Regions from separate parts of the Homo sapiens genome. Here region 2 is linked to region 1. The links are chromatin loops, found by intact Hi-C in ENCODE. Cell type or tissue: PC-3. All regions are shown on one strand. Region 1 has its middle 50 kb from the start of TMEM144. Region 2 has its middle 110 kb from the start of RXFP1.

Region 1 (2,500 bases):
TTTTCTTCCTTTTATTTATGATCTTGAATCATCTTTTCAGGAGGTAAATCAGTCTTACAAAGCATCGAAGATAAGCAATGATTAGGTATTTAGAATTTTTGCAATAGCCATAGAAAAGGTACATATTTACATAAAATAGTACAGCATGTAGAGTCTTTGGTGTTTGCAAAAAAAATCCCTCATATGAAAGTGTCCAATACCAAGTTGCTTTCCCATCTCTCTACTCCTCATAAAATACACAAAATATATTAAAATATATTGTGAGATTTAGTTTTATATATTTCCTGACCTCATATTTAGTATGTCACATTCCCATATTAAAGTTGATGATTTTATTACCAATACAGCACATACATAATATTTGAATTTCAGACTTGAGATCCTCAATAAGAAGCATCATGAGTAAGATGATGTAAGTGAGGTGACAGGATTCTAAATGACCTTTAGTGTGTAAATAGAGAGAAATAAAAATTCTGCAAAATATCTCAGCTTATGATTTGAGCATGTTAGACATGTCCAATTTTCCTATTTTTGTGGAATTTGTCTCATAGTGATTTTCCATTAGGCATTTCAGAGCTGAAATAAACAACAGGCTCATGTGCTATCCCACTTTATGTCAAACTTTTACCGTAGTGAAACATCATTCTGTGCTCAGGAAATAGGAACGCATCTTCCTCAATTCAGTCTACAAGTGATGGCAAATGCTGTAAGAATCCATATTCAGTGAACATCCAATTACAACAAATGATTGACATAGTAGGCTATTGAGAAAACATTTCTGCCTCGTGCTTGCAAAAAGTCTTCAAAAATAACAGGGCAAATAGTTCCAGGTCTCTGTGACCTAAAAAGTCTAACGAAGCCAAAGAATTACTAGAGCATCTTAGAGAAACCTGAGGCCATTCAGCCTAATCATTTAGTGATGATGTCTTTGTTTTTAGGTCAGAGAAAAATGTGCCTTCTAGCTTAATATTTATTCAGCAGCACTCATTAATGTTGGTAGCACTGGCTGTGAGCCTTCTTCTACGTCCTGAATATTCTAGGGCAAGAACAGACTCTTCTGTTTAAATAAGTCTAAAAATTGAATTGTTTTGTGATGTCTTCAACTTCTAGGAAATTATAAAAGCCAAATATAATAATAAAGCAAAAGAGTGATGAAAACTCGATGACTGAAAAGCAGACATCACATTGACAATTAGACTGATAGCATGGGAAATAGAAGATAGGTTTCTTTTTTTATAGTTCAGCTTTTAAGAATCTATAAATGGCAAAATATGGTCATTTGAGAGCAGAGATACAGGAGAGAGAGAAGAAGGGAAGGAGGGAAGGAGAGGGAGAGACAGAGCCCAAACTTAAAAAAAGTTTACATTTTATAACATAGACCACCACAGACTATCATAATTAACCCTATACTTCCCTCTGGTGGTCAAATTTGAAAATGTATTTACAGATGAATTAAATGAAGATTAATATACAGTAATAACTAAAGGTAAGACAACCAGATACCTCATTTTGTGTGAAGATTCCATTTTAACCAACTACCTAACTCCAACATTTCCCCTAGTTATTAAAGTTGAATGACTCTTCTGTGGAGAGGTCCCAATTCGCATAAACTTTCCTAACATGTGGCAGGGACTATACATAGCAAGTTGTATTTCATGGTACTAATTATATACGTAGGATGTGGATATTCATTTATGCTATAATTTATGCAAAAATAATAGGAAAGAATATTTTCCTGGATTTCTTAAACTACTTAAATTTTAAGAAAGTAGTCTATGAATTATTTCATGATGTATTGTGTCATGCACTTTAAAATAAAAATTTTAGGAACACAGAGACATACATTATTAAGATTAAGATTCTAAAATCAGAATATCAGATTTTAGAATCTTAATCCAGCAACCAAACCTGGTGTTTTTGGGTGGTTACTGTTTGTGAATGTCAGATACATCTTACAGGTACTGATATTTTTTTTTTTCCTTAAGGGAGCAATGTATAATTCATTACAGCTTTAATAAATTTAATATTTTAAATTTCAAAATTACTTAGAATATTAATTTTTCTATTTAGAGAAAAACTAAAGCCTGCACCAACATGTTTTCCTTGGCTGCTTAGTTTTAATGTCATCCCTGATAATTTCATATGGGAGCCAATATAATTTATTTTTGTGAATGTACTCCTTGAGCCTCAAAGAAAAAAAACAAGAAAAAAAGAAAAACCTAAGTAATTTTATTTGGCTCCTTTTTTTATTCTAACTGTAAAATACTCTTTGAACCGAGGAAGATGTGACAGGAATTACAAGTTTTACCTTTGTTCTTTCTGACAACTAAAGAGTATTTAAAAGGGTTTCCCATTAAACTTTTTAAGTTTTATCCACTGTATTAATTGGATGTGAGCTATTATGAAAATGATTACAGAGTGAAAGTGTAAATTGTCTTGAATTTGAATGTCTTTTAATTAAGCAGTTTCTCAAACTGCTTCTTTCAGTGTGAAACCTAAA
Region 2 (2,500 bases), 150 kb before region 1:
CCAAAAACAGTCTCCCTGGCCTCCTGCCATTCTTACCTCCTGCTAGTATACTTACGGCTGCCTGCTGAGCTCCTTGGGCATCTGGAACATGCACTCCTTCAGCAGCTCTGCAGGCACCTTGTCCATTATGAATAGCAATTCATGCTGCAGATGGCTACTGGAAGAGATGCCCAGGTGCTAGAGTACCACACACTGTGCTGAGTGAATGGTGGGGAAGCAGCAAGAAATAAATGTAGCCCAGTATGCTCACTGCCTTCAGCCCTGGACAGAAATGCTCATTGCCCAAGGCAGCTGGTCTAGGAGCTCTGACTGCGACCATGCTGCCCTGCAGGCTTGGAGGATGAATATCTCAGCATACCTGAACCCTTTTCCATATACCAGTACAATGGCTTGCTTTGACACAGGAGTTGGAAGGCACTGCTATAGAGCTCTCTCTCTCATCTAAATAAAACCCTCTCATGGCTGCATGGATTAGGGCATCCTGTCAAGGAATATTTTCTTATGCTGGACTGGATAATTTTGGATCAGTCTCAGGCTTTTCATCCTGAACCTGCAAAAATAAACCTCACTCTCACCTCACTAGAGATGATTCCCTTGATTAAGAATCAACTTCACACCATGGAAATCATGGTCACTCTCATGTTCCCTGATACCTTAACCAAACTGACCTTCAGCACATTCACATATGCATCTTATATCTCTTAATCAGGACAACTTGTGTGGTGCTTGTTCGCGTTGACTCATTTAAGTTGGGCACTATATTTCCCAGGATAAGTTGCCCTGTGTGGCTTATGAAGAACTCAGGTGAGAATCAAAAAGCAAAAGTGAAGTAGTGGCCATTACTCTCTAAAGGTGGTTTTAGTCGTAGAAGGTAATGAAAACATGTAGAGGTGCCTAGCGGGTTCCCACTTGCTCTGGCTCTCTTCTGATTTGTATCTAGCTCCTCAACTGTTGGTCCTGTTGACCAACATCAGCCTCTGGGCAGCCTCCAGATGTTTGTGCACTCTCAGATGTGCTAGCTTCACATTAACAACAGCTGTCTATATACCTCCCTATGAACTCCGCTTCCCAGTCTCATTTGCTGTGCTGGACATGGGTTCTTAAAAGGACTGCCGAGTGTCTTTTCTGATCCTCCAACTCCCTCTTCTGGATCTTCATTTTCCCAGCTCCTCCTACAATTAAGACTGAACTCCTGTGACAAGTGATTCCACAACAATCATGGGGACTCTGCTCCCTGTCCAAATCCGGTCTCACTCATCTTGTTTCCCATGGACCTCTATTTCTCTAACTTTCTGGACTCCATTCTTTGTCCAACCTGTGCTTTTCACCAGAAATACTTTTTTCTCTTCATTAATGATAGAAGAATTCGTATCCATCCTTTGAGGATTTATTTCCATTACCAATTCTAAACTCCACCTGGTCATTCCAACTGGAGACAATTTCTCATTTGAATTCTTGCACATTAACACTTTTTATGGGTTTCCTCTCACGGTGTTTTATAGTAAGTCATTTTGTTCTTCCTAATAGAAAGCAAATCTCTTCAAAGACAGAAATCATGAGTGAAGCCCCTTGTACCCTAACACGATACACCCCTACCCTAACATATTTAGTATTCAACGAATGTTTGTTGACTTGAATTTAAACATACATAAATAAGCTCTTGAGAAAGTTAGTGATTTCGCCTAAGGTTATAAAGGGAATTCAGTTAATATATTAAAAATATTTGAGGAAAGACAGGCGTGGTGGCTCATGCCTGTAATCTCAGTACTTTGGGAGGCTGAGGTGGGAGGATCACTTGAGCTCAGGAGTTGGTGATTGCAGTGAGCTATGATGGCACCACTGCACTCCAGCCTGGGTGACAGAGTGAGACCTTCTCTCAAAAATAAATAAAAATTAAAAGTATTTGAGGACAATTTCGTATTCTTGAACAGGCAAGGATCAATAAAATAATAAATGAACATATGTTCTCAATGTGCCAAACTAAAACTTTTATAATGTAGTTCAGAGAATGCTGAGTGGAACATTTATTTTCCTTTCTTCAAAAACAATGCCAAAATAATTTTGTAATTAAGCTCATGGTCGTTGAGACTCAAATGATTTTCAATCTGTGTTGTCGTTAAACCAGGTGTATTAGTCCGTTTTCACACTGCTGATAAAGACATTCCCGAAACTGGGAACAAAAAAAGGTTTAATTGGACTTACAGTTCCACATGGCTGGCGAGGCCTCAGAATCATGGCGGGAGGTGAAAGGCTCTTCTTACACAGCGCTGGCAAGAGAAAATGAGAAAGAAGCAAAAGCGGAAACCCCTGATACACCTATCAGATCTCATGAGACTTATTCACTATCACGAGAATAGCACGGGAGAGACTGGCCCCCATGATTCAATCACCTCCACCTGGGTCCCTCCCACAACCTGTGGGAATTCTAGGAGATACAACTCAAGTTGAGATTTTGGTGGGCATACAGCCAAACCATATCACCAGGGAACTCATCTATATT

The links. Peaks named below come from ENCODE experiments on the same cell type or tissue, not always from the same donor. Only the 100,000 strongest peaks of a DNase experiment are listed, where the experiment ranks them.
Region 2: a loop joins it to region 1, with 8 times the contacts of the local background. A loop is called at or near these places in 4 of 110 quality-filtered maps.

Annotation. Positions count from the first base shown.
Region 1 is chr4:158,259,079-158,261,578 of GRCh38, reverse strand. No RefSeq gene overlaps it. Among named protein-coding and RNA genes, the nearest start is that of TMEM144, 50 kb to the right of the region's middle. In PC-3, a CTCF peak has its summit at 1,411 (motif pointing left); no DNase peak of the experiment used is centred here.
Region 2 is chr4:158,409,090-158,411,589 of GRCh38, reverse strand. No RefSeq gene overlaps it. Among named protein-coding and RNA genes, the nearest start is that of RXFP1, 110 kb to the left of the region's middle. In PC-3, a CTCF peak has its summit at 1,139; no DNase peak of the experiment used is centred here.